4 separate regions of the Mus musculus genome follow, and regions 1, 3 and 4 are each linked to region 2. The links are chromatin loops, found by intact Hi-C in ENCODE. Cell type or tissue: gastrocnemius. All regions are shown on one strand. Region 1 has its middle 7.0 kb from the start of Tnk2. Region 2 overlaps Zdhhc19 (zinc finger, DHHC domain containing 19). Region 3 holds the start of Tfrc (transferrin receptor). Region 4 overlaps Tnk2 (tyrosine kinase, non-receptor, 2).

What was found. Peaks named below come from ENCODE experiments on the same cell type or tissue, not always from the same donor. Only the 100,000 strongest peaks of a DNase experiment are listed, where the experiment ranks them.
Region 1: it touches region 2 in a loop (4-fold over the local background); 11 of 42 quality-filtered maps call a loop at or near these places.
Region 3: it touches region 2 in a loop (4-fold over the local background); 38 of 42 quality-filtered maps call a loop at or near these places.
Region 4: a loop joins it to region 2, with 6 times the contacts of the local background. A loop is called at or near these places in 32 of 42 quality-filtered maps.

The regions. Positions count from the first base shown.
Region 1 is chr16:32,633,681-32,641,680 of GRCm38, reverse strand. No RefSeq gene overlaps it. Among named protein-coding and RNA genes, the nearest start is that of Tnk2, 7.0 kb to the left of the region's middle. In gastrocnemius, CTCF peaks have their summits at 3,024 (motif pointing left) and 6,214; DNase peaks (open chromatin) are centred at 1,314, 2,999 and 6,142; H3K27ac peaks cover 248 bases.
Region 2 is chr16:32,503,595-32,511,594 of GRCm38, reverse strand. It overlaps Zdhhc19 (zinc finger, DHHC domain containing 19), which reads right to left. Exons shown (of 9, transcript NM_199309.2): 7 at 5,563-5,648; 8 at 5,018-5,244; 9 at 4,381-4,549. The coding sequence ends at 4,506. Among named protein-coding and RNA genes, the nearest start is that of Zdhhc19, 11 kb to the right of the region's middle. In gastrocnemius, CTCF peaks have their summits at 1,921 and 3,990 (motif pointing left); DNase peaks (open chromatin) are centred at 2,283, 2,909, 3,568, 3,987 and 1 more place; H3K27ac peaks cover 1,810 bases.
Region 3 is chr16:32,605,357-32,613,356 of GRCm38, reverse strand. Tfrc (transferrin receptor) reads right to left here and starts at 4,461. Exons shown (of 19, transcript NM_011638.4): 1 at 4,321-4,461; 2 at 131-189. The coding sequence starts at 166. In gastrocnemius, a CTCF peak has its summit at 3,655; DNase peaks (open chromatin) are centred at 2,646 and 4,500; H3K4me3 peaks cover 3,809 bases; H3K27ac peaks cover 3,684 bases.
Region 4 is chr16:32,678,179-32,686,178 of GRCm38, reverse strand. Tnk2 (tyrosine kinase, non-receptor, 2) reads right to left here. Exons shown (of 16, transcript NM_016788.3): 12 at 7,466-7,510; 13 at 5,372-6,720; 14 at 5,184-5,279; 15 at 4,900-5,027; 16 at 2,686-3,494. The coding sequence ends at 3,488. Among named protein-coding and RNA genes, the nearest start is that of Tnk2os, 14 kb to the right of the region's middle. In gastrocnemius, CTCF peaks have their summits at 2,597 and 3,732 (motif pointing right); DNase peaks (open chromatin) are centred at 3,779, 4,709, 5,483, 5,958 and 2 more places; H3K27ac peaks cover 1,957 bases.

The DNA of each region.
Region 1 (8,000 bases), 130 kb before region 2:
TGGAAACAGAGTGTGCCAACCTGCTCCAGGGTGGTGTTGGTGGCTCCCTAAAGAATATCCACTGTGAGACAGTTGCCCTGCGGGGTGAGCAAGAAGCCAAAGCAGGGGTGTCAGGCATCCTGCCTCTCACCTGCAGACGATATTCAGCCAAGACTCAGGACGCTATGGAATCATTCCAATGGGGTTTGAGTGTTTTTGTTCCTTGCCAACACCCGCCCCCCCCCGCCCCTACCCTTGCTGTGGCTGCCTCTGTCCGTCCCCATCCCCACCCCCCCACCTCCCCACCCCCACCCCCACCCCACTAAGCCCCGTTTGCTTTTTTTTTTTTTTTTTGAGTTTTTCGAGACAGGGTTTCTCTGTGTATCCCTGACTGTCCTGGAACTCACTTAGTAGACCAGGCTGGCCTCGAACTCAGAAATCTGCCTGCCTCTGCCTCCGAAGTGCTGGAATTAAAGGCGTGCGCCACCACGCCCAGCTCCCCGTTTACTTTTTTTGACTAGAGCAAAGTTCTACAACAACTACTGTAGCTTACCACCCAGAGATTAATTAAATCCAGTGTATATTAGTTCGGCTTTTTTTTTTTAAAGATTTTATTTATTATATCTAAGTACACTGTAGCTGTCTTCAGATACACCAGAAGAGGGCGTCAGATCTCATTACGGATGGTTGTGAGCCACCATGTGGTTGCTGGGATTTGAACTCAGGGCCTTTGGAAGAGCAGCCAGTGCTCTTAACCTCTGAGCCATTTCTCCAGCCCCTCCCCCTTTAAAAAAAATCAAATGACAGTTAAAATACCAAAACAGAACTTGTTTCTACTTTGGATTTAAAATACAAAATGTGCAGTGGTGGCACATGTTTTTAATCCCAGCACTCCAGAGGCAGAGGCAGAGGCAGAGGCAGAGGCAGAGGCAGAGGCAGAGGCAGAGGCAGAGGCAGAGGCAGAGGCAGAGGCAGAGGCAGAGGCAGAGGCAGAGGCAGAGGCAGAGGCAGAGGCAGAGGCAGAGGCAGAGGCAGAGGCAGAGGCAGAGGCAGAGGCAGAGGCAGATCTCTGTGTTTGAGGCTGGAATGATCTCCAGGGCAGCCACGGTGACACACAGAGAAATCCTGTCTCGAAAAACCGAAATGACAACAATAAAAAATTATAATAAATCTAAATAATTCAAAATGTACAAAAATGGATCCAGAGAAGTTCAAAAGCTTGAATTTTTCTGAAGGCTATTCACATCCGGGTCCTGGAACCTATCCAGCTCCCTCGGTGCCTTCCTCAAGATGTTGTTTAATAAGGGAAGATTTACTAACCTTCCAGCATGCCTTCTACATTCATGGCTTATTTTTGACCTCCTGACGCTTTCCTTTCCCCACCCCAGGAGACAATAAACTCCACCACAACAGGAATTTTTGTGCTATGCACACGCACTTGGACTACTGCCTAACACAACTCAGACGCCAAGAATGTCTGTGGAATGGATGAGTGTATCAGAGGTAGTGAGCATATTGTTTTTCTGACATTATGGATTCAGTGTGTGTGTGTGTGTGTGTGTGTGTGTGTGTGTTCTGCACTTTGGTGTAAGATCCATTGCCTTCTGTAGGCCACAGTGAAAAACTTCAGACAGCCCCTGCCATGACATGGATAATCCTACAACTAAGAGCAAATGAAATGTACATATACTGGGCCAGCAACTCTCAATGACATGGGCATCTTGTGGAGAGGTGGGTTTGGATTCAGCCAGTTGAAAGAGAATATGAGGCCTTACATTTTCACCATACTTTCAGGTAGGTCCATGAAAAAATGCATTTTTTATGTTTAATTCTCTTAGATTTATTTATTTTATGTGCACAAGGGTTTTGCCCTGTGTATGTGTATGCACCACATTTGTGCCCAATGCCTGAGAAGGTCAAAGAGGGTGTTGGATCCCTTTAAACTGAATTTCTTTTTAAAGATTTATTATTTATCTATTATATGTAAGTACACTGTCGCTGTCTTCAGACACACCAAAAGAGGGCATCCCATTTCATTACAGATGGTTTTGAGTTACCATATGGTTGCTGGGATTTGAACTCAGGACCACCGGAAGAGCAGTCAGTGCTCTTAACTGCTGAGCCATCTCTCCAGCCCTTTAAACTGAATTTATGGATGGTTGTGGACTGGGAACTGAACTTGAGTCCTGCCTAAGAGCAACAAATACTCTTACTGCTGAGCCATTTTTCCAGCTCATATCATGGAAAAAAAACCCACAAATTTACTGATAGACAGGCCCACACTAGCATTATTAAATTGGTACATCTGAGATTGAACTCAACGTCTCACGTCTACGGCTTCTTTGTACGTGTGTGTGTGTGTGTGTGTGTGCACAATTTTACATACATGGAGGTCAAAGGTCAACATGTGAACTTGGCTCTCTCACTTTATCATATACGTTCGGGAAGTTGTGGGTTCCCCAAGCGTTGCCTCTGTTCCCAGAGCTGTCTTGCCGTCCTTCTCTGCAGCTTTTAAAAGCTCCCCAGGTGGTTCCAGCATGTTACCAGAAATGGACGGTGCTTGCTGAAAGTGAGTAGAGAGACCAGATATTGATGTCTTTATACCCTGGGCCTGGAACAAGTATTAACTGAGGTCACTGGGAACTGAGATGCTGGTATCAGAGAGAAAATATTGGACAAAGCAAAGGCTGTGGAGTCAGGAAGGGGATTGGGAGGTGAAGGGAGGAACTCTGAAGGTTCCATATTTATGGGAACATCCGCGAACCCATGTCATGCCCTTTCAGAACCAAGAGCAGCCTGTGTCTTCATCTATCACTAGGTCAGGGCTCTCGGGAGAGCTGCTCAGCAGGTCCTGTTCACACGCCCCTGGGCCATTCAGTTTTCAAAACCTTACTAGGGCATAGAGAGGATTGGTTTGCTGCCAGTGTCTCCCACATGCCTGCCTCCTCTGCCGCGCTGGATTAAGAGCCAGAAGAGCCACTGAGGTCAGCAGCGCCTATACTGTTAAAGTACCATGGAGTCCTGAGTCCCGGCGCCCCCTGGTGGACATCTAGAGTAAGGATAGTGTTCTTCCAGCTGTCTAGCTGCATTTCAGCACTTATCAGTCATTATCATGGTCAGGAGGTCCGGATGTAGTTTAGCCTAACATACAGTCTCCAGCACTGAAAAAGCTGGGTGTGATGAGCCCTGCCTGTAATCCCAGCACTTGGGAGGTAGAGGCAGGAGGGTAAATTTAAGGTCATGTTCTGCTACACAGGGAGTTGGAGGTCAGCAAAACTACAGGAGATAATTGTTTCAAAAAACAAAACTTCTGGAAATCCAAGATTAACTAATCGTGCCAAGAACTGTCCTTAGAGCTTCATGGACTCTCAAACCCTTGGAGCCCCGCTTTCTGCGAACCCCACTCAGTGGCGGTCAGCACTCACCTAGTGCTGAGGTTTTAGGGGTTCGATTGGTTTTTGTTTTGTTTTTCTCACCTGTGTACCTGCAGCTCCTCTCTTTGCTCAACTTTCCTCAATTATTTTTTTTAAGATTTAGTTATTTATTATATATAAGTACACTGTAGCTCTCTTTAGACACACCAGAAGAAGACATCGGATCCCATTACAGATGGTTGTGAGCCACCATGTGGTTGCTGGGAATTGAACTCAGGACCTCTGGAAGAACAGTCAGTGCTCTTAACCACTGAGCCATCTCTCCAGCCCAACTTTCCTCAATTATAATGAAGACACTAACCAACCCTTTGCTGCGTTTCTCCTTCTGCCCCAGTGATGCCCATCCCGGGCCACCCATTCTTGCAGTCTCTTTTGGCTCCTCTGGATAATTTAGTAAGCTCTGCTCTGACACTCTATTACACCTGAGCTAATTAGGTGCACACATGTTACTCTCCCTGCACCCCTGGATGCCCTCCTGGTACCAGCATTCAGCTGACTGCCAGGCATTTCCGTTTGGTCACATGAACCTGAGGCGTGAACAATATCCCAAATGCAAATCCAGCATCGTACCCCACCCCTGTCTCTCTCACTGAACCAGAAACCAGACCCTGGGTCTTCTTATTTGTTTTGTGTTTGAGACAGGGTCTTACTATGTAGTTCTGGCTGTCCTGGAACTCACAGAGATCCACCTGCCTCTGCATTCTGAGTGCTGGGATTAAAGGTATGTGCCACCAGTCTGGTTCTTGGCAGCTTCTTTCCCCCTTCCGTGCGCTACAGCAGCTTCCGTTCCTCAGGGCTCCAGCCTCTAACTTCACTTCTTTGGCTTCAGTCCACCCAGAGAAACAGGAGTCCCAAGCCCTTGCCTCCTCTCCAGTAGTTTTCATTCAAATGGTAATTACACACCTTTGAAATGCCAGATGTGACAGGAAGAGAAGCCTTCACCAGCCCAGCCAGCCTGGTCCTCAGATCCTCTCTCAGAGGAATTACAAGAGATAACAGCTGCCTTAGCTACACCCCTGAACGATGTCATTAAGGTGAGTGTTCTTTAGATGACCCTGCTGACTCTGGACCTCCCTGTTAATTGCTGTTAATCTTCCTAAACCTCAATTTCATCACATCCCTCTCTTGCTTCTTAGGGCTGCTCCCTGGTAATCCCAAACAGGGTAAGACCCATGGGATTGACTCATGACAGTAACAGAGTGGGAAATCAGGTACCCAGGGGTCAACAGGGTGACAATAGAAGCCAAGGCAGGTCTGTGAGTTAACCTCTAGTCACGGCAATTGGCATGTCAGAAACCAGGGAGGTGGGGTTGGAGAGATGGCTCAACGGTTAAGAGCCTTGACTGCTCTTCCAGAGGTCCTGAGTGCAATTCCTAGCAACCACATGGTGGCTCACAACCATCTGTAATGAGATCTGATGCCTTCTGGTGTGTCTGAAGACAGCAACAGTGTACTCATATACATAAAATAAATCAATAATAAAAAGAAAGAAAGAAAGAAAGAAAGAAAGAAAGAAAGAAAGAAAGAAAGAAAAATGAAGGAAGGAAGGAAGGAAGGAAGGAAGGAAGGAAGGAAGGAAGGAAGGAAGGAAGGAATAAAGAAACCGGGGAGGTGAATCCCCAAGAGTGAGGGCGCTGACCTATGTATCACTTCTGTGAGAACAACCATGTGCCTAACAAGCCAGCAAGTTCCTGGAATGTTACTTTATTCATCTGTTGTGGTTTGAATAAAAATGGCCCCCATGGGTCCCCACAGGGAATGGCACTATTAGGAGGTATGCCCTTGTTAGAGTAGCTGTGGTCTTGTTGGAGGAAGTGTGTCACTAGGGATGGGCTTTGAGAGTTCAGAAGCTCAAGACAGACCTAGTCTTCCTGCTACCCACCAGTCCAGATGTAGAACTTTCCACTCCTTCTCCAGCATGCTGTCGGCCTGCCTGTTGCCATACTTCCCTCCATGATGATAATGGTCCTCCAAAACTGTAAGCCAGTCCCAATTAAATGCTTTCCTTTCCAAGAGTCATTTTGGTCATGGTGTCTCATCACAGCAATAACTAAGACACCATCCAAGACACCTTAGTAGCAGTGGCTTCAGAGGAACACCACCTGGGCAATCAGGACATGCACTCAGGTTTGGAAGGCTGTCCGCAGGGTAAACTGAGGCAGGCCACCTGCAGCAGCTCGGATGAAAAGATAAGGTGCCCTGTGTTTTGTCTGCTTATTGGTTGGTTACTAATTGTTTATTGAAAGCAGTGGAAGAGTCCATGGGGCCAAGAATGCCAGTCCTAAGGTTCCATCAATAAAAGTAACAGTGCCACCGGGCATGGTGGCACGCGCCTTTAATCCCAGCACTCGGGAGGCAGAGGCAGACAGATTTCTGAGTTTGAGGCCAACCTGGTCTACAGAGTGAGTTCCAGGACAGCCAGGGCTATACAGAGAAACCCTGTCTTGAAAAACCAAAAAAGAAAAAAGAAAAAAAAAGAAAAGAAAAGAAACAATGCCAACTTCTTTGGTGCTTTTCATATTCAAAAGAAAAAGTAGCCATCACCCTAGGCTGGTAAATTGGACTCTTTCAGGCTGAGGGAAGAAGTTACTTCCCAGGTAGAGACAGTATGTATACTCAGAGATGCGGTATGGAGTAGACAAAGCCTTCCAGTTTGCACAGGTTCTTGCTGGCGAGACCCAGGCCTAGTGGCAGCATGCCCAAGTGGGTCCAAGAGCAAGCTGGGAATTTGGGCCCCTGCCCAACCATTCATCAATCAAAAACAAGGCTGGGCCCTACCCTCTTCACCCCCTCCCAGAGGTCTCCAGCTCACCAGTAGGTGGAGTGTGAGCATGAATACAAGCTCAGTGCTGTGAAGTACAGGTGACCCAAACACAGGCAAGTGACTCTGCTGTGGCCAAGCTGTGGATGGAGGTTTCCAGGAGGAAATAACCAATCCCATGGACTAACTTCGGGCTACATGGCAAGCAAAACCTATACTGGGCACAGTCGCACTTCTGTGTGTCCAAATTTTCTTGTCTAGCATTGCTTTATTTATATGTTTGCTTGCTTGTTTATGTACTTATTTATTTGAGATAATAGTATCTCTCTTCCTAGTCCTAGATGTCCTGAGCTCACAGAGACTCTCCTGACTCTGCACCCCCCCTTCCCGCCCCAAGTGCTGGAATTAAAGCCATCTTTTTCATATTGTTTTACAAATCTATTTCTTTTTTCTCAGATTTATTTTTATTATGTATGTGAGTACACTGTAGCTATCTTCAGACACCAGAAGAGGGCATCAGATCCCATTACAGATGGTTGTAAGCCACAATGTGGTGGCTGGGAATTGAACTCAGGACCTCTGGAAGAGCAGTCAGTGCTCTTAACCGCTGAGCCAGCTCTCCAGCCTTGCAAATCTGTTTTCATCGTGTGTGTCCCTACCAAGTTGAGAAATGAGCAATGCATCCCCTAGAATTGGAGTTAACTGGTGTCTGTGAGCTGCCTCACTTGGCAGCTGGGAGCCAAACCCTGGTCCTCTGCAAGAACAATGAGCACTAACTGCTGAGCCATCTTTCTAGCCTCTGGTTGTCTTGCATTTTTTAATTTTAATTTTTTAAATGCACCGAGTTTGGTTTCAAAAAACCAACCAGCAAATAGACTCTCATGCCACTCTTCAGCTCATTGGTTCCCAGAGGCCAGATGCTTAGACACCAAAATCCTTTCTTGGCACCAATAGTGAGGCGGTTTCTCTTTTTTATAATAATAATAATAATTTCAGTGATATCTCATAGGAGTGCAAGAGAGGCGTGCCACTGAGTCACGTTTGCTACATAAAAGAGGAACAGAAGACAGACAGGAGGGAGAGGGAGGGAACTCTGTCTCCTGAGCTGATTGGACAACTAGTCTAGTCCTCCATAAAGCCCATCCCTGCGGGTGGCTCGAGTGACTTGAACTAACCCTGTGGTGTAGAGTGCCACCCCAGTTTGTCTGTGATCTCAGCCACTTTCCTGCAGGCAGTTTGAACTCCTGCTTGTTGGCAAACACCAGAGGAACAGCATCTCAGAGGCTACCCTTGGCCAGGATTCTCATGAGCTCCTCCTGGACCTCCATCACACTGCTCTCTGCCATTGTTGTCAACTGCCAAGGTCAAACCTCGAGTACTCTGGAAGCTGGACCTCATCTTGAGCTCACCTGGATCCCACACCGTGAGGATAATTTGTTGTTGTTTTGTTTTGTTTTTTGAGACAGGGTTTCTCTGTGTAGCCCTGGCTGTCCTGGAACTCACTCTGTAGACCAGGCTGGCCTTGAACTCAGAAATCCACCTGCCTCTGCCTCCTGCGTGCTGGGATTAAAGGCATGTGCCACCAAGCCCAGCTGCATGAGGATAATATTGCTGAACTCAGTAGCCTCCATGGGAACCCATTGACAGGAACGGTGGTCACTATTTCAACCAGCTTCGGTTTAGTACAGAACTGTTGTATTTCATGCAGTATCCGGGCCTACCATGAGAAGGCACATTTTGTTTTGCCAAAATGGCCCATGAAGTTTGCAAAGATATTCCCCATGCTCATGGATAAGTGGAAGTGGCATTAAGAGAGACCTCAGAAG
Region 2 (8,000 bases):
GAACAGCACCGTGAGTATAGCTCCTGAGGTCAGCATTGGGATCCTGCTGGCTGAGGTCAAGCAGCTAAGTCCTTAGGCCCTTCCTGGTTTACAGGCCAAGACCTGGTCCAGCTTTCTTAGCACAGGGCATGGAAAAGGGCACAAGGCAGACGACACCTGGAGACTGCCAAGGCTAGCCTTTCCTGAGCTGTACCGACTCCAAGGGAAACCCTCCCTGAAGCCCTCATCCTCTGTTTCCTTCTCCCTGAGGAACAAGGGAGGTGGTTAGATGGCCCATAGGGTCCCCACCCTCACCAATTTGGAATCTCTCATTCCCATAGCAAAATAAAACTGCCCCAGTCAGAAAGCAGTTAGCAACGGCTGGCCTGCAGAAGCCCCCCCCTCCCCCCAGGCAGAAAGAAGCAGACAAAGGCTCCCTGTACAGAGTCTGCCTTCAGCCCTCCTGTGCTGCACCAGATCCTACAGCTTCCACGAATCACAATTATACCTTCTTACTTGAAAGTCCTTCATTGACTTTGAGTTCCTGGAAGTTTTCATCCAGGAAAAGCAGGGGCGGGGCGGGGCGGGGCGGGGTGGGGGTGAGGGTGGGAGTAGTCAAAGGGATGGAGAACTGAAGAGCAGCTTGTGGAAGAATGGGACAGGAAAGAGGACGGAAGGAAGAGGAAAGAAAAGGAAGGGAGAGGGAGTAGAGAGGAGAGCGGAGAGGTGAGAGGAGGTGAGGCTGAAGATGGAGGCCGGGGCACAGAGAAACAGGAGCCAGGAATAACAAGTGGTGTTTGACTTCCTTCAGCCTGAGGTGTCATGAACACAAGCTGAAGCTGATTGCTTAACTGAAGTGCACAGCCATGGCCCCAAGGCCACGATACTGCTCGGCAGGGGAGTCCCAGCTTTTACAACCGAGTCTACACACACTCCTTTGGCTGGGAGACACCCCACCGGTTGATTTTCTGTAAAACAAACTTCCCCTTGAAACAGCACCTTTCCCCCATCACTGCTCGGCCCCAAAGGATCCGACTCTAAACGGGGCAGCAGCGGACTCTGCCATTACAGTGACTAGCATTATGAAGTCCTAAGCAGGCCACACAATGCAGCCCGGCCTCATGCAGCCCTTGGGTCACCCTCAGTGATGCCTACCATTGACTAAGCAGCCTCTGGCCAGTGCTGGAGTCTGACTCTGCCTGGTCAATGCCTGTGACAGTGCTGTGACTTGTGACCGCTCACCTTGCTTCCTAGAGAAGCCCGTAGTCTTCACGCTAAAGACCGTGTCATGGGAAAGGGCCTGGAGGGGGTTGGCTTTCCCACTTAGCATGGCCAGGGGAAGTCACTGCTTTGTTGAATGTTGTTTTCCTCCTCGTCTCTAAACCAAGAATAGCAACTTAGCAGGGTTGGTGTGAAGATGAAAGGAAATATTATAAATAACTTCGCATAGGCTGGACCCAATGGGGGTTAGTAAAGGTTTGTCACCAGGAATAGGGCTTCATCCCCAGGCTGCATCTGTTTGCTAAGAACTAAAGACACACAATCCCCAGATAAGGTCTCTTAGGGGCCTGACACTAGACCCAGGTGCCCATGAGGTGACTAGCAAGGACCCATACCCATGCATCTGAGGTGTGAGGAACCTGTGCCCTATGAAGTGTGAGGAGCCTGGCCCTGACGGGCTCTGTAGTAGTCTCCTCTGCCCCATCATTCTTGCCCTGCCCCACCCTCAGCCACTGCAGGGCCCCCCTTGGGTGGAGTGGTTAAGGCAGAGCAGGGCGGGTGAGCCAGAGGCAGTAGGGACCATTATCGGGAGGCCCAGGATGCAGAGGGCTTCTGCAGCCTCCTTATCAGCTCCCTGACTGCTGAGGCATTGGCTTATCTGAGCCTAGGGTAAGAGAGCTGAGCTCTGCAGCTACTGCGCTGGCTCCCCTGCTGGGGCAGCTGAGAGTAGAAACCAGAAAGCCACCAGGCTGCCTGCCATTTCTGCCAGGAGGTTATCTTAGCCAGCCACTTCCCCCAGTAGCCCCCAAACCCTGTCTGAAACTGATGGTGGTAGCTTGTCTTTGACCCTCACCCTCAAAGTCAAAGCCTGTGACTCTTTGTGAGGTAAATGACTCTGTGGGGACTGCTGGGCTGAGCCAAGTGACTTCTGTCAAACATACTAGTTGGCAGCAGGTCTGGTTAGTCAGTCACTCAAGACTTGTCCTGCCCTGTAAGTCCCTACCTCCCAGAAGGCTGTGTGGATGACTCGAGATAATTTTGGCTCTAGGACCTAGCTGGCTGGGATCCCACAGAGGGGCTCCGGCTCCAAGTTGGCACATGGTCCTTCTTGGCTTTGACCCTTCCTCTGAGGGAGGCAGGGCATGCTGGGCATGCGGACAGCAGGCCCCCTCCTGGGGCTCTGATAACAGCTCTCACCTTATCTGTCAGCCAAAGACTGGGCGGGGTAAGTCTGAGAAGCAAAGGTAGGTTCTGCAAAAAGGGGCAGAGGAGAAAGTGGGAGCAGAGCAACTGAAGCCCTGCCAGCCTCGCCTGAGATCTAGGGAAGGACAAAGGGCCCTCGGAGAAGGGGTGGGCTAGGCCCCTCCTAGAGCTGTAGAAATTCTCAATTGGGAAGAACAAAGAAACCTAGAATCTTTACCCCAGAGCAGGAGCGATTGCCTTTGAAGAACTCAGAGCCTCTTGAGAATCAGAAGAAAATTACAACCTTGTCCTGCTGGGTAACTGAGGCCTTAAGGAGTCAGGGAAGATAACAACATGCTTGAGCCTCTGAAGGCCCCTTGCCTGAGGCTGGGTGAGTTCCCTGCAAACCTGGAGCCTAGGAGCCAATAAGTACAATCCCAGGCCACGTGGGGCTGAAGACAGCCAGCCTCCCTAAAGCCTCCAAGTGGGCCAGGTACCCCTTCAGAGCCAGGAAGTTGCAGGATTTAATCCAAGTCTTGGCCCAGGCTCCTGGACCCCTCTATTTCTCTGACCCAGGCCCAGGCTACCTGGGGAGCTCTCCTTTGGGGGAAGAGGAAGTCCCCTGACTGCCCTTTTCCTGAAGCTGGGATGTTCCCTTCTGCACACACCTGGAGAGTCACACCCAGAGGTAGACACACTTAGTGGTTCAAAAATACCAATCCTGTCCTCGCTGCCATGTAACACAGAGCTATTTTAGCCCCACAGTTAAATGTGCTCCCATAATAACCCAGAATGTGCTCCCCAGAATCTTCTAGAAGGGCCAAGCTGGGTTGAGACTTTTTGTATTTTTTTTAAGACAGGGTCGATATAGTCCTGGCTGTCCTGGAACTCACTTTGTAGATCAGGCTGGACTCAAACTCCCTGCCTCTGCCTCCTGAGTGCTGGGATTAAAGTCATGTGACACCACACCTGGCCTGGGCTAACTTTTCGTACGTCAAAGACGCATATCCAAAACTCCACCTAGAAAAGTCGAGCAAGGGTAAAAGTAGAGAAAAGCCCCCAAGCCCTCTCTCAAGAAGCTCTTGGTGTTGAAAAAATGAGCTAGCCAGTAACCCAGAGGGTCAGAAGCAGAGCAGATGAGTTTGACAGATTTGACAGGAATGGGCCTGGGCCTCTAGGGACAGTGAGTGGGCTGGGGCCTGGGGGCTGGGAACGGGGCTGATAAGGGAATAAAGCTGACTTGTGGCTTGGCTTTATAAAGAGTTGGAGAGATGACTGTACTACAAAGGCCACACACCGTGGCCACTAATAAAGTCAGAGCTTAATGTGCTCCTCCGGGCACCCCCAGGAATCTAAAGACACACGGGACCTTGGGTCATACCAGGGACAGGTTGGAGTATGGGGGTACGTAAAAAATGAGATGAGGATGCAGGATAGATGCAGGCTTAGCATGAGGCTGAGCATCCCTCGTTTATCCAGTTCTCTTAGAGTGGCCACTGGAAGGGTACCCACACCTAGCCTGATGGCCTTCCAACCCAACAGGGTCCCCGTGCCACAGTGCAAAAGGTCAAGTGCGTCTTGCACGTTCCCCGGGCAGTTGGCGCCCTCTTCAGCCAGATAGAGGCACTGCAAGGTGGATACCCAGTGCAGCCATGACTGGTGGTTTTCCTTCGCATCATCACCAGCCCTTATCAGAGAGACTGCAGGGGTTTTTTGTTTTTGTTTTTGTTTTGGAGACAGGGTTCCTCTGTATAGCCCAGGCTATCCTTGAACTCACTCTGTAGACCAGACTAGCCTCGAACTCAGAAATCCGCCTGCCTTTGCCTCCCAGGAAGACTGCAGTTAATACTGTTGGTCCATCATAAGAGAACCTTTAGTGTCCTGCCCAAGATCATGGAACCAAGCAGTGATAAACCCTGAATTTGGGTCTCCGGGAACCTGGCTCACTCATGCCCAGAAATCTGTCTTCACGACCCTTCAACAGGCCAGACACCCTTATCAGAAATCAACAATTAATATTTAATGAGGATGGGTAGGTCCCAAGTGGACCACAAGGATTCAGACTCAGAGGCGGAAGGAAGTTCAGGTGGTCCTGGCTCTGTGTGCACTGGGGAGAGTCTCATCTAGGGGTCTCCAGCGGCAGGTTCAGCCGTGGGTTGGCGTGGACCTAAACACAGAGTGAGCACATGCAGGCTCCCTCCAGGGTCCCCAGCTCCACCCCACCCCCCATCTCCTCCTTGTTTGAGCCAAGGGTGACCAGCACTTCAAAGGTCTCGGGATTGGAAGGGAATCTGTGATGATTTGCCCCCACCCCCATGTATACCTTATGTTCCACCACCGTGCATTTCAATGAAATTAAACTGTATGCAACATTTTTGACTAAATGAAGGTGCATTCTTCAAAAACAGTATAAACTGTAGGCTAATCTCCGTCCCCATTAACAGCTAGCTCAGACCTAGTGACTGGCCCAGGGCCCAAACCAAGTTGGGAATGAGGTCTTTTCTCTCTCTGTGTGTGTGTGTGTCTGTCTGTCTGTCTGTCTGTGCATTCTAGAGCCACTCCCTTTCAAGGTCCCTCCAGATTCAAGCTCCCCTCCACCAAGCTCTGAGCACCCCAGCTTCAGGGCCAGCCCCACCTCCTGGGGACTTTTCCACAGATGCAGGCAGCCTTCGCATCTCTTGGAGAGCTGCAGCCTCTCCACTCCCTGGGGGCCCCTTCCCTGGAACGCGCCGAGGTTGGTGCTGGGGCCCCGGAGGACCTGGCCTACAGTGTTTAGGACGACGTGGTGGTGAGGGCTTTGTCTTCTCTTGGATCCATGCTGTCCCCACTGGTCTTTGCAGACAGACAACTTCAGACATGTAACTGAAGAAGTGACCGGGCCAGGTACAAGGAGTCAATGCCCTTCTTAGCCAGGACCTCATCTTCCCTCTCAGTCTGGGGACTCATCCCAGGGGTCAGCCCTGCCCAGAGCTAGGCCAGCCTCTTCTGGCTGCAGCTCCCTCACCCCCTCAATCTTGTATCTTGAGGCAAAAGTCAACCGAAAGGCCCCCAATGGTCCCGGGGTTGGGGGGAAGAGGGGCTGGGTGCTGAGGGGAAGAGTGCAAGGTCTGGGGGCTGGGATAAGAGGGCACTAAACCATCCCTAGGGCCCGCCATTCCGTTGTCTGATTTCCCAACTCACTTGGGACCCAGTGGTGCAAACATTGCCAGATACCAGTTCTTGGCAAAGCCCTGGTCAAAAGGGTTGTATTCCGGATGGTACCTGCACTGGAAGGGTATGGGGAGGAGAAGAGAATGTCAGAACTGGCCAGTAAGTCACAGCAGCGACATGCCCTCAGCCAGTCAGCTCAGGCCCAGCTGGAGTGGGCTGGTCAGTCTGCAAAGAGAGAGAAGGGAGCTGGAGAGCGGCCTGGGCTCTGGCTTTCCTGGGTTCCAGGAGAAGCACCTTTCTGAGCAGCTCTGCCAGGGCTGCTGCTGACACTGTGCCTGCCTCTCTCCTCTCTTGCCCTCTCGGGGCTCCCTGTCACCTGTGTGCCCCTATGTAGGATCCTTGCTTTCTATGGGCCACAAAAACTCTCCTCTGACCTCCCTGACCGCTGTTCAGACCCTCCTGCTGTTTATTCAGATTCTGTTTTAGCCACTCAGCCCCTCCACAGACAGTCCCACCACCCAGCCACCATGTCTTGGCTTTCCCACTGCTCATTTTTCCTTTCTGAATGTTTGTCTTCATTGAATTTCACCATCTTGAAGGGTTATGATTGGGTTTCACCATCTTCATTCGAATCAGATTTTCCCAGCCAGAGTCACATGGCCTGGGAAAACCTGTCCCAATGTCGATGTCATAGCAGAGGTCACGTTCAAAGTTCAAGCCCTCCCTTGATCTCTTCCTTTTTGTTTGTTTGTCTTGAGACAGAATCTCACTCGGTAGCCTAAACTTCCCTAGAACTTACTTTTGTTGCCCAGGCTAGCCCTTTAACTTTCAGTGACCCTCAGTGCTGCAGTTAAAGAGAACCCCACTGTGCCAGCACCCATTGATGCTTTCTTCCTCCTCTCTCTCTTTCTCTCTCTCTCTCTCTCTCCCCCTTTCTTTCCTCTCTTTCTTTCCTTTCTTTCTTTCTCTCTCTCTCTCTCTCTCTCTCTCTCTCTCTCTCTCTTTCTTTCTTTCTTTCTTTCTTTCTTTCTTTCTTAAGACAGGGTTTCTCTGTGTAGCCCTGGTGTCCTGAAACTCACTTTGTAGACCAGGCTGGCCTCAAACTCACAGGGATCTTCTGGCCTCTGCTTTTTGAGTGCTGGGATTAAGGGAATGCCCCAGCACCATCCAGCCTCCTGGACACTCTTACTTAGGGTCTCCTCTCCCCTCTCCACTGTCCCTTCCCACTCATCCTGAGACCCACCCACCCCCACTCCTCCTGCAGGTCAAGCCTCACCCCAACTTAGAGAGCCTTAGTCACAATGAAAAGTGACCCAACATCATCTATGCCTGCTTCCAAATGATCTGTGCCCCATGATCCTCTCATCAAGACTTTGATCTTCAGCACAGCATCAGACAGAAGGCAGGACCACATTCAGGACTGTCCTGGAATATCCTGCCATGGCCCAAAAACTATATCAACCATTGTGCTATGCCCACCTCCTTCAAGCTGTCTGCGGCAATTTAGAGAAACAAGTAGCTCCCTAGGAATTCTGTTTAGAAAGAGTTGATACAATTGACAGACCTTTAAAAGTTCCATGGGAAACAATCAGCTATATGTATAGGAAGTATAGAAAACTGTTGATTTCTATGATATAGAAATGCTTAATTCATAAGACCCAACAAGTCAATCTGAGTATATTCCTTTACCCAAAGGGGCATGCCCTCTCAGACACAGAGAGAATCCAGTAGCTGTGAAGTGCTCCCATAGACTCTCATGAAGTGCTCCTATAGCCTCTCACTGGCTACAGACTTGGAGCTCCTGTTCCAATTCTGTGTCTCAAATATCTTCACACTCTCCAGGACCCAAACAAAGCGTCATCTTATTCTGCTCTCTGCCCAACTGTGCCCCCCGCCCCCGCTCTCCTTTTCCACTATTATGCCGAATCATTGGTTTGTTAGAGTTTTCTAGTGCTTGGAAGTAATGCCAGGGCCCTGTGTTCTCTTTAAGCCATGTGCTCTACCACTGAGCCGAAGCCCCAGATCTAGATAGTTCTGCGTCTCCAACTGTCCCAGGCACTGCAGTGGGCACTGTGGGCACAGTGTAAGCAACACGGCCGGCTTAGCTTTCTCTGCTCTGTGAGCAGCTGTGAGGCAGTGTCCTGAACACTGAGGGGTGTGGCCAGGGCAGCACAGAGAAAGGGGAGCAATCCAGTAAAGCAAGTCCTTTGGCCTCCCTGGCCCCATGGCTGCCACCCGAGGAGCCACAGCCAAAAATGCTGTTGCATGTAGTTCATAGAGTGCAGAGCGGGAAGTGTCCATTACTTTGGACACTCGCTGAAAGGAGGGTCACTGTGGTGCTGAGGAAGGGCTAGGGCTGAAATAGGTCCAGAAAGTAAGAAAGCAGCTGGTGGACACAGCCACCACCTGCAGGAAGGGGCACCCAGGAGAGGTTTCAGCAGGTGGAGTGGAGGCTTATGACATTAACT
Region 3 (8,000 bases), 100 kb before region 2:
CAGCTACAGTGTACATACATATAATAAAAAAAAAAAAAATTGGGGGTATCATCTTGTACTCACTGGGTGAAGTCATGTTTTTGTTTTGTTTTTTACTGAACATTTTTTCAGATAGATGAAAGTACCTTACCAAGTTAGAGAATGCTGATCTGGCTTGATCCATCATTCTCAGCTGCTACAAGGGAGTACCTGATATTAAAACAGAGACCAATGCATCAGGTTACTGAAGGCTTACGATGGGATTGTCATTATATCAAACTTACTCCTAAATATAGTTACTTTTCTAGAAAAGCTCTGTAGTGCTTGAACCAGGATCTCACCAGAAAGTTCTGGCTGGCCATGAACTGAGATCCTACCATGTCAACTTCCCAGCACTGAGAACTATACCATAACCTGTCTCCTAGACATTAATTAAAATGTTTAATTTACTGATAACCAACTCAGTGATCCTTGACTGGATGCTGAATAGAGGTGGGATAGCAAAAAGAAAGCTACAAAGGATAAACCTGAGCCTTGAGACAAAGATATCTGAACATGGATAATGCTATTCCATGTTAGATTCAGAGTGTGATAATTTGTTCTTAGAAGTTGAATTAAGAATCATGATATCAATTGGGTAGTGACTGTGATGCCTTTAATCCTAGCACTTGGGAGGCAGGCAATTCCGAAGCCAGCCAGCTAGAGCTACAAAACAAATAAAAAACAAAACAAAACCCAAAGGATAGAGAAAACTAGTTAGAATATAAGTGTGTTTAATCAAAAGAAAAACTAGGATGGCAAGCCTTTCAGTTTTCTTAAGTTGTCCAAGCTGGCCATGTTCGTTCTGCCTCTTGCCTCCCAAGTACTAGAATAGAACAGCTAGTGGGCACCACTCTGTCCAAATAAATGCTTAAACTTAGTATCCAAAGACAAAGAAAAAAATCCAGAAACTAGGAGAATTAAGACTGTTATTTTACAAAACACTCAGGACTAGTTCTAAGGCCTATTCATTAGTATTTTTGAATCCCCATGCTTTAATGATTAAAGTCACATACCAGATCATACATGTTCTCAGAAGCCCAATCTCTTGTCCCTTCTGTTACAGTTTATCACTACCACCTCACCAGAAACAGACCCAATCGCTAGAGCCAGAACTAGAAGGCCCCACCCTGAGCCAATTTTAATCATATTCTAGGGGGAAAAAAACAGCTAACACATTAATGCTTGTCTGAAATAGCTATCCCTAAAATATTCTGCTTTCCCAAACAGGTCTCAAGTTGATATGATTAATAATAATACTAATAAAATGATTGAACAATTTTGAGCCTAAACAGGCTGTTGGTATTAATGTCTAAATTTGGCTTTATAACCCAATTACACCTTATTTTTCTAAGAAACAAGTTATTTCGATTTTAATTCATCGAACTAAAATTAAGAATAACAACAAAAAAAAAACCCCAACAATTCAGAACTGGGCAGTGGTGGCACATGCCTTTAATCTCAGCACTTAGGTGGGTGGATCTGAGTTTGAATTCAGCCTAGTCTAGAGCTACAAGGACAGCCAGGACTACACAGAGAAGCCCTGTGTAGAAGGGAAAGTTAAAAAAAAAGACATGAAATTTCCATTTAATCCCAACACTCAACTCTGCATTTGTGAACACCATAGTAGTTCCAAAGTAGCCAGTGTCAGAGCTAGTGACACACGCCTTTAATCCCAGCACTTGGGAAGCAGAGAATTTGTTTTCAAGGTCAACCTGGTCTACACAGTGATAACCTGACAAGATAAAATAAACCCAGTTATTCTTTAAGTCTTAACTGACTCATTTAAAATCTTACATATAGCAACATACCTATTTATATAGCTTTTTGAATTTTCAAATTGTCAAATCTATACTCTGCAAGCATGGCAAGACAAACCAGATAGAACAGCCTAACTGAGAGCTGTTGATGGGACATTTAAAAGTAAAACAATTCTCATTTGGTCCAAGATGTCACCAATGTCAACAATCTTTGCCAAGAGAAAGTTAATCTTGATTTCTCACTTTTACTTACACACCTTTGATGTTACCAAACATTAGGAAAACCATTCAATTCTAATAAAAATTAAGATACAACTAAGATAAAGACATAGTTCTTTTGATCTATGACCTTAACTTTGAGCTGGAAGCTGGAAGATAAGCAGATACTAGCCAGACTTTTCATTAAAAAATAAGCCATGCAATGGTTCTGACAAGCACATTTCATTTCAAATTCTGAGTTCACACAAAAGGAAGTTCCTTAATTGAGGGCCCGATCTAGATCCTCAAAATTAGTGCCGGCCCTGTTCTTTTAAGTCCTACTTCTTTACTACTGCAGTTGTAGCTCCCTGACCACCTATGAGATCCTTGACTTCTCTCCCAATCTTTATTTATTTATTTATATTTTGGTTTTTTGAGACAGGGTTTCTCTGTGTATCCCTGGCTGTCCTGGAACTCACTCTGTAGACCAGGCTGGCCTCGAACTCAAAAATCCACTTGCCTCTGCCTCCCAAGTGCTGGGATTAAAGGAATGGACCACGACTGCCCAGCTGTTGAGATGTTTTAAAGACAGGCTCTTACTCTTCAGCACTAGCTGACCTCAAACTCAGTGATCCACCTGCCTCTGCCTTACCCCCCAGTGCTGGGACCAAAGGTGTGTGGCACCATGCCCGACTGCAAAGGTTTTAGTTTTAAGAGCCTACTTTGCTGGGTGTGGTGGCACTTGCCTTTAATCTTATCACTCTCCAAACAGAAGCAGGTGGATCTGAGTTCAAGGCTACCCATGGATTCATAGGGGAGACCTTCTTTGGGAAATTGAAAAGGCAATAGGAAATAGGTAGCAGGTTTTCATTTCCATAGTTTTCTGAATAGCAACCAAAAGGTCAAAACCACTTGAGGTCACTGAAGTTTATTTTGTATAGCACTCATCTGGGAGAGAAGGAAATCACTTACACATAGTAGACCCAAGGCCTGAGGGTCGTTTAATTAACTTTCATTGTTGTCTAACCCAAATTTAGCCCATAATCTTGCCCTATTATAAATAAGCACATTGCCACAAGCATATAACTACTTAGCCTTAGGGTGGGGTTAGGCAGACAGATCTAACCAGTCAACACAGGCCAGGTTCACAGCCACCATTCCTTGACAACATCCTCTCTCAAAGTAAAAAGTATTATGCTCTCTATATAAAAAACAGCTGATATTGGATTCCTGTATAAAGCAGTTTATTATAATCCTTAACAGAAAATAAATGCAAGTGGACCCACACAAGCTAAATCCCGTTTTCTTTGTAGATAACATCCTGAATCAGCTTAAATGTCTTTGTCAAAGAGGTCATATTTCACAGCTCAGAGCCAACTCATCTAATCTTAGAATAAAAGTATCAGGTAGCCGAGAATTTCTGTAACACAACTATTTCCCACTTAAATCCTATTTAAAAAAAAATAGCACAGAATAGCCGAGAATTTCTGTAACACAACTATTTCCCACTTAAATCCTATTTTAAAAAAATAGCACAGAAACTGAACAGCAATCCAGTCCAGTCTTCTGCCTAAGTATAAGGAGATCATTTCATTTTACGCTCGGGACAAAGTGTGCTAACTGAAAAATTTGCAAATGCAGTTTTCTTACCCTCAAACACCATTTTAGAGAGCTGTCCAACACCAGGGTGCACGCTGGTTCTCTACAGCTAGTTCTAAAAGAGCTCGTACAAAGAGGTCGTATTTCTACGTTCTCCCATCTTAGGAGATGCTAGAGACGTTCTTAGTATTACCTGCAGCGTTCAGACCTATTCTGCCCTAGAAAAATGAGATTCCACACGCTGGGCCAAGAGGGAGAGACTGGCAAAAAAACCGACCAGGTGGTGCCGAAGTTCCAACGTGCAGTTATTGGAAGCTCCCCCCGCCCCTCTAAATGTCCGTGACACTAGTAACCGAATAGAAAACAGCTTTGTCCTTTTCAGCTGTGACGCCCTCCTGCGAGGGGCCCCAAGGTCACCCACGTACCCCGACAGCCGTTCCCTGGGGCGACTTCCTCCAGCCGCCACCACGTGCTCCCGGCGGAACAAGCCTGCGCCTCAGCGTGGTGACTCTCGAACCCGCGGCCTAGCACTGGCCTGCGAAGGCCCGGAGGACCCGAGGGGCGCAGGGTACAGCGGCTCCCCACACCCACCGCGCTGCACCTGCAACCCGCGCTCCTCAGCCCCGGACTCCGCGACACCCCTCCGCCTCCCCGCCCGCACCACCCAGGCCCTGGCGTCTCGCTCTGGTCCGCCCGCCACGCGAGGACCACGATGGGCCGTGCCGCTGACAAGGGAGTCACTCACTAGGAAGCGCCTCTACAGTCCGCAATGCAGCAGCCCGCGCTCCGCACGCCTTCTGAAGGCAGCGCTGCCTCCCACCCAAAGCTTATAGCTCGGCCCCACCCCCCGGCCGGCCCTCTGGATCTACGTCACTTCCTTCCGCACGTACACCTACCGAGGTGCTCCCCCAAGACCGCTGGAGGCGAACTGCGCGCGCAGCCAGTGCGTGCGCGGAGTAGCCTAGAAAAGGCGCCAAGGCGGCAGGTGTCGGGAGAGCGCGTGCGATTGGCTGCGGCTCGCTTTCTCCACCGCACCCCTCCCCCGCCGTGTCTTTGGAGTTGGCCTGTCGCCCTCCGCCTAACCTTGACCGACACCCAACCCTGCGGTGCAAGTTCGAAAGTATCAGCCTTTACTCTTTAAAATATTCCTACTTGCAGGCTTAGGTCTCCGCCAAAACCATATCCTAAAGACGAGTTTTTGCAGCTCAGAGATGCTTTAAAGGAAAAACTTTAAAGCAAAACTGCAAATCTTTTTTTTTTTTTTTTTTAGATTTTAACAAGCAGCGCTTAAGCCAAGCAAAGAGCTACCAGTGCTCACTATGTTCAGCCTATGGAAGGGAAATAGGAACCAATGATTTACTAGGGTGATAAAGTTGTAGATTAACTTGCATGTTTATCGCCATTATTGCTTTTAGAGGGTTGTTGCAATGCATAGCAAATAAAAGGAGTTCTGTTAAAACTGCAAACGTTCACACTCTTTTCTTCCTATCTGTACTTTACTGCCCAGCCTGTGGTAAATTTACAAATAACAAAGAGAGTGGTATCTTAAACCACAACAGGACTACAGATAGCGCGCTCCCAGATGGAGCCCTTAGGGACCCTGGGAATGTCTTTTAAAGTACTAATCTACTTCCCAGCCACGAATTTGACCTTTGGCTTATCTGCTCTAAAATTCAACGCGTATTTGGGATTTACTAACTGCTGGTCCCTTTAGACCCTTCTTTGTCCAAATTGTACTACTCCAGAAAATATATATAAAGCCAGAGCACACAGCCATTGAGAGATCTCTGAAATTCAGACCATAAGCAGGTCTTGGTGGCACAGGCCTTAATTCCAGTGAAAGGCAGAGCAGGCATATCTCTTGAGTTCAGGCCAGCCTGGTCTACATAGAGAGTTCCAGAACAACCAGGGCTACAAAAAGAAACCCTGTCTAAAAACAATAAAACAAAAAACAAAAAAGGAAGAGGAAGAGGAAGAAGAGGGGGTAAGGAAGAGGAGGAGGGAGAGGGGGATGGGAGAGAAGAGGAAGAGGAAGGGGAAGAGGAAGAGGAAGAAGAAAAAAAAAAGAAGAAATAATGATTCCGGCTATAGACTGAGTCCCTGTAAGAGAAGCACAGAAGCACACAGCAGTGTTTGGTACCCCCATAGCTCAGAATTTGGAGCAGAAAGATGGGTGACTTCCAGGCCAGCTTAGGCTGTACAGCAAGAACCTCCATCTCAAAAAACAAATGAAAACAATGATGGCAGTTTGAAGTGAAGGTCTTTCTGTTTCACTTAAATTTTTTATTCTATTTTTAGTGTGTGTGTGTGTGTGTGTGTGTGTGTGGTTATGAACCTGGGTGCTCATGAAGTCAGAGGACAATGTTTGGGAGTTGGTTGCCTCCCATCTTGTGCAGGATCAAACATAGGTATTTACTGGGCCATCTTATGGCAAAAAAAAAAAAAAAAATTTTTTTTCTTAAAGACTGGGTCTCGGGGAGATGGGAGAGGAAGTTTGTGGAGGGGAAACTGGGAAAGAGGATAACATTTGAAATGTAAATAAATAAAATATCCAATAAGAAGAAAGAAAGGGAGAGAGAGAGAGAGGGAGGGGGAGAGGGAGACTTGATCTCATGTAGCCCAGGCTGGTCTAATCCTCCAGTCTCCATCTCCAAAGTGCTGGGAGTACAAGCCTATGCTACTACACCCAGGATGCTAAAGAAGGAGCCCGGGGCATCCTGGGTGGTAGGCAAGCTCTCTACTAACTGAGCTGCACCAAGCCTGGGGTGAAAATTTGATACCTTTGTGAAAATAAATAAATAAATAAATAAATAAATGGTTTAGGAAATGCAATTGAATACTATTTGTTTCTATGGAATTGCAAGTAGTAGTTTTATACTAACTAACAGAAATTATAAAGTCAACATCAAAGAGAATGCCAATATTTTTCTTTTCACACTTGATCTTAGCCAAAAGGCCGAGAAGTGGTAATAATTTTCTTTTCATGCATTATCGAGTGATAGTGGACTCGATATGATTAACTCCCCCACTAACCCCTTTTGCCGGGAGGTTTGCAGGCTCCCCCTCCTCTGCAACCTCAAGAAAATGAATGGTAATTTGTCTTCCTTTGTTGCAGAGCTTGTATATAACAGAATAGAAAAGAAACCATTTCTTTTGCCTCCTATTCTATACATTCACCTATTTTGTCATGGATTGTCATTTCTTGTTAGCATGACAACCAAAGTGAGCGTTTTCTCTTCTACTCCAGGAGGCTCAGTAGTTTACAGGATTGAAATGAAACATGCTTGGTTAGCTTTTAATGCCATCTCTGTGAGCCTGGTCTACATAGTGGACACCAGGACATCCAGAACCACTTAGTGAGGCCATGCCGGTGGGGGCAGGGTGGGGGTGGGGGCCACATGAAACATAGTTTGGATAACTTTTATTTAAACTACCCATTTTCAGAAGTCAATCTTCCGCAGACTGCTTTTCAAAATAAAAACCAACAAAAGGATTCTTCCAGTTCCACCAAAAGGTGCACAGGCGCACTATCATATGCACTAGAGTTCTCACTATCATATGCACTAGAGTTCTCACTATCATATGCACTAGAGTTCTCACTATCATATGCACTAGAGTTCTCACTATCATATGCACTAGCGTTCTCACAAAACCAGGCTGGGTGGTTCTCACCTTTAATGGAAGCACACTGGAGGAAGAGGTAGACAGATCACTGGGAGTTGGTGTCCTGGAACTCACTCTGTAGACCAAGTTGACCTCCTACTCAGAGATCCTCTGCCTTCCCTGTGCTGGGATCAAAGGCATGTGCCACCACTGCCAGGCTAAGACTCTCTCTAAAAAAACAAAACAACGAAAACAAAAAGGATGGGCAGGCCGTGGTGTCTCATGCCTTTAGTCCCAGCACTTGGGAGGTAGAGGCAGGTGGATCTCTGTGAGTTTGAGGTCAAACTGGTCTGCAAAGTGAGTTCCAGGACATCCAGAGCTACACAGAGGAACCCTGTCTTCAAAACCCAAAAGTGTCTATAATGCAAATGTGTATAAAAAGGTGCAAGTGTATATGTGGTGTGATCGAGTGTGTTTTCATGTGTGTGTCTAGTTACACAAGCACATGTGTGCATATGGGTGGGAAGGCCAGGGATTATCCACTCTCCAATTGATTTCCCGTAGAACCTGGAGCTAGGTCTTTCCAATAGTCTAGCTAGTCACTTTGCCTTGGGAACTCTATCTCGGCTTCCAAGCGCTGGGATTACAGATGGGATACCAGGTCTCACCCAGCTTTTATGTAGGTTCTAGGGATCTGAACTCCAGTTCTGACATCTGAATGGACAAGAGCCTTATCCACTGAGCCGTCTCCCCAACCCTCTGGCTTCTGTCTAACTGGACCTCATTCCTACATCCCTGTCCCCTTTCTCTTCCCAGACTTAG
Region 4 (8,000 bases), 170 kb before region 2:
ACTGCAGTCAAGAGCACCAGCATGATTCAGCACCCTGAGTGTTTCTGCGGGCTGTTTTTAAATAGTGTCAAGTCCCATAAGCAGACCTTGAACTTGGTTCTGGCTTCAATGCCTGAGTGCCTCCCTTCCCTGCCTGGTAGCACTATGCCTCCCTCCAATGTCTTTAACGAATCCCAGCTGTCCATTTACTTTCCGTGATTTATCTTGCTTCCTAAAGCTTATATCATCTGTAGGATTCAAAGGAGCTTCCTGGATCTAGTTGCTTCCTAAAAGTCAGCAAGAGATTAGTAATCTTACATTTAAAAAGATCCACAGATATTAATAGGTAATTCACAGAGAAAGGGAACATGAGAGAGTTTACTTGTTCCTTGTTATTGGGGGGGCTGTGTGTGTGTGTGTGTGTGTGTGTGTGTGTGTGGACACATGTGAAGTTAGAGGACTGACTTTTGGGATTCTGTTCTCTCCTTCCACCATGGGTTCCACGACTCAAAATCAGGTTACCAGGCCTGCACAGTAAACGCCTTCAACCACGGAGTCATCTACTTGGCCGCCCTTTTCTGTTTGTTTTTGAGACAGGCTCTTATGATGAAACCCAGCCCCGGGTTGACCTGGGACCTACGCCGATCCTCCTGCTTTGGCTTCCGGAATGCTGAGATTACAGACAGGCACCGGCACTCCTGGCCTCAGCTTACTTTTTATTTACTTATTTTACAGTGGTGCTGAGGGTTCGAATCCAGGTTCCATGCCTGTGCAGAGCACTGTTCCCACTGCAACATCTCGTCTAGCTCAAATTACTTTAAAAAATGTGTTTGTGTGTCTATTTTGCTTACACATAAGTATATGCACTGCATGTGTGTGTGGTGATCACAGTGGTCAGGCATCAGATCCCCTGCAAATGGAATTACAGCTGGTTGTGAGCTGCCACGTAGGTGGCCTCAAGAGCAGTAAATACTTCTAACCCCTGGGCCATCTCTCCAGTCCCACAACTTACTTTTTGAGAAGTCTACTTACTCTGGAGAGGCATGCAAACGGAAAACTCCCACCACGATCTGCCACCAGGCAGTCTGGGTAGGGCCAGGGAGCTGCTTACGACGCGGCCACAACTCTCACTGCTGGTGGAACCACTGAACAATCTCACAGTCTCCATCACGGCCCTGGAGCTCACTACCCACAACGCCTCATCCAGTCTCGCCAGTGAGAACATTGCACACACCCAGATTACTGCCACAGTGGCTGTAACTGCTAAGGATGGCCAAGAACCAAACCAACCAAAATTCTAAGGAAGTTTCCAAAAATTATCTGTTTAAAAAAAGGAGAACAGAAAGACACATGCTCCACTATGTTCATAGCAGCCTTATTTATAATAGCCAGAAGCTGGAAAGAACCCAGATGTCCCTCAACAGAGGAATGGATACAGAAAATGTGGTACATTTACACAATGGAGTACTACTCAGCTATTAAAAAGAATGAATTTATGAAATTCCTAGGCAAATGGATGGACCTGGAGGGCATCATCCTGAGTGAGGTAACCTAATCACAAAAGAACTCACATGATATGCACTCACTGATAAGGGGATTAGCCCAGAAACTTAGAATACCCAAGATATAAGATACAATTTGCAAAACACATGAAACTCAAGAACTAAGACCAAAGTGTGGACACTTTGCCCCTTCTTAGAATTGGGAACAAAACACCCATGGAAGACAAAGACACCCATACAGAGACAAAGTTTGGAGCTGAGACGAAAGGATGGACCATCTAGAGACTGCCATACCCGGGGATCCATCCCATAATCAGCCTCCAAATGCTAACACCATTGCATACACCAGCAAGAGTTTGCTGAAAGGACCCTGATATAGCTGTCTCTTGTGAGGCAAGTGCCTGGCAAACACAGAAGTGGATACTCACAGTCAGCTATTGGATGGACCACAGGGCCCTCAATGGAGGAGCTAGAGAAAGTACCCAAGGAGCTAAAGGGGTCTGCAACCCTATAAGTGGAACAATAATATGAACTAACCAGTACCCCCGGAGCTTGTGTCTCTAGCTGCATATGTAGCAGAAGATGGCCTAGTCGGCCATCATTGGGAAGAGAGGCCCCTTGGTCGTGCAAACTTTATATGCCTCAGTACAGGGGAACGCCAGGGCCAAGAAGTGGGAGTGGGTGGATAGGGGAGTGGGGGAAAGGTATGGGGGACTTTTGGGATAGCATTAGAAATGTAAATGAAGAAAATACCTAATTAAAAAAAGGGGGGGGGGAACGCACAGGAACCTTTGATAAGGGCAGAGAGGATGAGGGAAGTGGGCAGCTGAGGTGGACGCCCTGCTGTGTACTCTCTGTACCTTCTGAATTCAGAATCACTTAAATACATTATTCAGAGAAACAAAATACAAATGGCTGTACCTACTGAAGCCCTGGGTGACGTCTGCTTCTGGTCCAGCTCCAACTGACTGAGCTACTAGACTGTCTCCTGAAATGTGTCCTGCACTACAGAAGCCCGCAGAGACTGTGACAGTTCCAGACCATGAAGCAAGTTAGGACAGCTCTGTAAGGGTACAGGCATAGGATGTTTTGGGTCTGCACTTCTTTCCTCTGCCTATAGGTGGTGATAAACAGCTTTCTCTGGACAGCAGCACTCTGTTGAGATTGGAGGGCACAACCCAAGAAACAGGCGGGCACGCGAGAGTAACATAAAATAGAAACAAGCTTTATTTCTCTGGAAGAAGCAGATATCCATAGCTGGGGCCACGACTTTGGCAACAGAGGCTGATGGGAACACATCAGATAGCAACAGGGGAGGAACAGGTCAAACAGGAAAGTACTGGTGCCACTGGGGTCTCCTTCCACATCCGGGGCCTTGGGCCCTGGTCCCTGCCAGAGAAGATCCTGGCACCTTTTCTGTTTCTGAGCCACTTCAGGCTGTTTATAGGTACAAGTTCCTAAGACCAGCCAAGCCCACAAGTTCACAGTGAAGCTACAGGTCACATTCTGTCCAACACTCCACACTCCTACAGGGGTTCCCTGGGAAGGGGCCTAGCCCTGAGGAGGGCCTGTTGGTTGCTGGCTCGCCCTGCTGTGTGGCCAACACATCCTTCTTGTCCATGTCAAGCCTGGCTTCCTGTCAGTCTAATCCCCCAGAGGAAAGCCTGGGGCACACTCTAGCCACCAGCCCAGCCTTGATCTGGAGCCAGAGGCAGGCCACACAGAGCCTGCCAGGCAGCTTCCTGTCTTGCCTTCACAAGGCTGGGAACGTCCCACCTCTTGGGGCACTGAGGGCTGAACCAAGGTGTGCAGAACAGCGCTGGGTGGGTGAGCGAGGTGGGCAAGGTGAGGCTCCCAGCCTCCTGCTGCCTGGGTCTCACTGTCCCCTGGGAGCCGCAGGCAGTTGTGGGTCCTTCGGGCCTGAGGCAGGGCAGCTCCCCCACCCTTGTCCCACAGACAGGTTCAAGAGGTTCTTTTAGGGCAGACCACTGCTCTCCAGTCAACCATCAGCGTCTGAAAGACAGGAAATAACCCAAAAGCTCATCCATCAACAAGAGAACGGGAGCTAGTTAAACAGCTAACCAGAAATCCAAGGTCACCAGAGGGAGTTACTGCCTTTAGACATCACGCAAAGTATTAAAAAAATAGTTTTAGGCGGTAATTCCAGAACTTTCTAAAGTATCTTTTTTGATAAACTATGACTATTGTGTGCTGGAGTATCTAAGGTCAGGAAGTTTCTCAGGATATAAATTAGGGACAACCACCAGCAGAGGGCACTACAGCTTAGTAAAGGGTGTCGCTGCTTGCTGAGGGCCACACTATGTTTGCTTCTGACTAGTGCCCAAGCTTGCAGCACAGGCTGGCGGACCCCCACCCCCACCCCCCAAGGGCCACGCTTGCTTCCTGAGAGGATCCTGACCTCAACCCTGCCTGCCTCACCACTTCTGGGTTTGATAAATGTTTCAATTAATATTAATCTGTATGCTTTATTTTGTAAGTGTGCACATACATAAACTTTTAGTAAAAATGTAATAAGATTTTCTTTGGATGTTTCTTCTTTCAAAAGTATTATATATAAAGAAAGGTGTGTGTGTGGGGGGGTGAGAGTGAGCATTTGTGTTTGAACACAGGCATGCATGTGCCACAGAAGTATGCAGAGATCAGAGGAAACTTTTTTTTTTTTTTTGGTTTTTCGAGACAGGGTTTCTCTGTGTAGCCCTGGCTGTCCTGGAACTCACTTTGTAGACCAGGCTGGCCTCGAACTCAGAAATCTGCCTGCCTCTGCCTCCCGAGTGCTGGGATTAAAGGCATGAGCCACCACGCCTGGCTCAGAGGGAACTTTCTTGAGACCAGGTCTGTTGTTTTTCTGCTACTGTACGCCAGGCTAGCTGCCCTTAAACCTGTCTGTCTCCAGTCTCTCCCGTAAGAGCAGTGGGATTACAAAGGCTCAAGCTATGCATCCGGCTTTTACATGGGTTGTGGGGATTCGAAATCAGGCTCTCATGCTTGTATCCCATTGGCTGAGCCACCATTCTTCTCCCCAGCACCAACTGTCACTTTAAATATAATAGAGGTTAAAAAAAAAATTCCGTCTATGTATGTGTATATATAGGCTTAGGAAATCAGGACTAAAATGCTGCTCTGTGAAGCACCTGGGCAGCTGGAGAGGAGCCAGAGATGCCAGCCTCCTTCACCCAAGGGCTCCGGTTGCCTCTCTCATTCATCAACTCATGAGAAAGCCCAAGCGTCTATAGGAGGGTTCTTTCCCAGACAAACGGCCTGCCTCTGGGGCCCTGTACCTGCCCTCTCTACCAGCTGAGGACTCCCTGGGGACATGTGGCCTTTCAGAGGTAAGTAGGCTTTCCCATAGTAGTAGCAGACTTCTTGGGAGACAGAGGTGGGGCACAGTCTCACTCACTTGTGATGAGCAGGGCCACAGGAGCCCAGAAGGTGACAGCCGGCTTGCTCTAGGTTCCAGTCGAACATCTCTAGGACCTTGTGGCACTCCACCCGTGGCCGAAGACCCAGCCCAAAGAGCTGCTCCACCTGAGGGGCAGAGGTGATGTTGCCATGAGACACACTGGCGCCAAGGGTACCAGAACAGAATGGGGCACGGGACTCAGAGCCAGAGGGTAGGGTCAGGTAGAGCAGAACCAGCTTTGAGGGCCCCTGAATGCCAGGGCAGGCAGGAAGTGATGGTACCTTCAGATACTGGGCAGCCCTCTGAACACTCCAGCTGTGGCTCTGCAGGGCCGCCTGGCACTCCTCTGTGGTCACCCCATGCACCATGGCCTGCAGCTGGGCACACCCACCCATCAGCACCACTCGGGCCCATTCCTCTGGGTCCCTCAGACCCCTGCCCTGCACCCTGAAGAGGGCCTGGCACTCACCATCTGGACCTTGTCTGCTGGCCGAGCAGCCTCTTGCCCGTCCCCTGGGCAGCCCCTCTGTGGCAGCCGAGCCGTGGCCCTCAGGGATGGTGGCCGTGCCCCTGGGTTGCTGTTATTGGTGGAGAAGTTGGCCTTTGGGTCTGGGGCGGCCTGAGGCATAGGTCTGACGGTGGCAGTGGGGGCAGCAGGGGCTGGAGTACTGGGCGGGGGCAACAGCGGGGGCACAGGCAGGGCGGCCGGCTCTTCCGGGCTCTGGGCCTCCCGCAGGAAGCGCTGATAGCGTTCCAGGTAAGGAGGGCGCTCAGGCAGCAGGTAGTAATGAGTGCTGCTGACCTTCCTGCCATCGCGGACAATGGGCAGGATGCAGGGGCCTGCCCGTGGGCCAGGAGCCTGGATCACTTGTGGAGTGGCATACTTAGGGTCTGAGGCAAAGCTTTGAGTGGTGGGCATGGTCTTTCCAGGTGAGCTAGAGAGCCGATGCGGTAGTGGAGAGCTGCCAGGTGGCACTAGGGGGCTTGGGGTCCTTGAACCTTGAGGAGACAGAGGTTCCCGGGGAGGCACTCGGGGGGGCGAGGCAGGTCCAGGCCACCGGCTTGTCTCTTCCTCACCCGAGGGAGCTGGAGATAGCTCCACACGTGGACGCGTGGGCCGAGGGGGAATAGGTACCCGGGGTGGCACCTGGGGCTTGTCATCACCTCCTGGGGTCGGGGAGGGGGTCAGCTGGCCAGTGGGGACCTGTAGCTGCCGCATACACTCCTGCTGCAGTGCCTGGAAAATCTCTGCAGTCTGCACTGAGCTGGGCGGCTTGCCTCCGCCCTGGGGTGGAAGGAACAGGTTATCCTCCAGGGCAGGGGGCATCTGCGCCTGCTCAGGTACAAAGGCGTAATTGGTCTCGCCTTGGCTAGGCCCAGCAGGGAGGCCTGCACCTACTAGCGTGCTGTTGATGGAGCAGACCTCAAAGTCATCCTCATCCTGGGCCACGTCGTCATAGGCAGGGGGCGGGGGCAGCGGACGCGCGTCCCAGTCTACCACAGGGGTGGGGTGTAAAGGTCGTGGCAGTGCCCGTGTGGGGCTCTGTGGTGGTGTCTTGTCCAGCAAGGAGCAGGCATCCATGGCCAACTGTGCCAAGGAGGGTGCACAGGGCCGAGGGGTTGGGACCACAGGCTCCTCACCGAAGTCGATGAGTGTGACCTCACCCCCACTGCTGCGGTCTGCCTTGGTGCCTGGCACTCGGGCTGAGGGCTTTGCCAGCCACAGCCCTCGAGGCAGGGCTGGCTTCCTCAGGCCAAGCCTCTTGAAGTCGCTGGACAGGGGGTCTGGGTCCTCACTCACAGGGTCGTATGTTGGCTCTGTGATAAAAAGGGGGACCCCAACAGGGAGATGGTGTCAGATATGAATGGGGAAGAGGGGAGGTAAAAGTGTGGAGAAAGAAAGCCAAGTGTCTCCCCAACTACTGTCAACTCCCCTAGCCAAGTGCCCCCCACCCCAACCGTGCCATGCAAGGCCCCTCCAGGTAGCCCTGCTGCCCAGAGCACACCTGACCTTACTCAAACAGGACAGAACCTTCTCTGCAGAACTTCAGGCCTCAGTGTGGGCTGGAAAGACCCGCAGTTCTGTCTAAGCTAGAGCAGGCAACACGCCATGTATACCCGTCTCTGAGTTCGTTGCTAACACAAGAGTCCTGCTCTTTGCCCCGGTGAGTAATCTCTCTCTCCCCACCCGTACTGCAGCACACATTTACATCCCCACCCGTACTGCAGCACACATTTACAGCAGAAACGGGCCAACGGGAGCCTTCCTCAGAGGACTGAGCTCCCGATGGCTACCACAGCTACCACCGCATCCCAAACCTCGCCCTCTGCCTCTGCAGTGTGAGGCTGGCCAAGGGACAGCAGAGCAGGAGGAAGCCAGGCTTTGAGGGCAAAGATGAGGGAGGAAGGCATGCCGGGCCAGTCCAGCAGCTAGAGCTCACAGCACACACCCGCTTCCCCTTGCACACAGCCTCCCGCCAGGGCTCTGTACCTTCCAGGAGAGGAGAGAGAAGAGAGAGGGGGTGGGGGCAGGGGCCAAGGCATCCTGAACAGCCCCACTTACTCTGAGTGAAGATGGCAGGCTGAGGTGGGCGAGGTGGAGGCTCCCCTGTAAGAAAGGCCATGCGGACAGGGGAGGCAGAAAAGAAGGATGGCCAAGCAAGGCAGAGGTGAGGTGGGGAGATCAGAGCCAGACAGAGGGAAGGGTTTAGATAGAGAAAGGAGGGAGGAAGGGAGGGAGGGAAGGAGGTAAAAGGTGAGAGATGGAGCGAGCAGGAGATCAAAAGAAAAGAAGAGGGGAAGAGAGAGACAGAGATGGAGAGAAAGAGGGAAAGAGAGAGAAAGGGAGAGAGGGAGGGAGAGAGAGAGATGAACAGGAGTGAGAAAATGCGCGACCCAACGGAAGATGGGAGGAATGGGGAGGCGGACGGAACAACTGTGTTCCAGAATGACAGGCACGGGATCTGGGAGGGGGTGGGGCTCCCGGCTGAGACGGAACCCGAAGAGGGGGTACAGCGTGACTGGGGGCAGTAAGGAAAGCCAGGATCTGAAGAGCCTGGTGAGGAGGGAGGGAGGAAGAGGAAGCTGGGGCTGCAGAG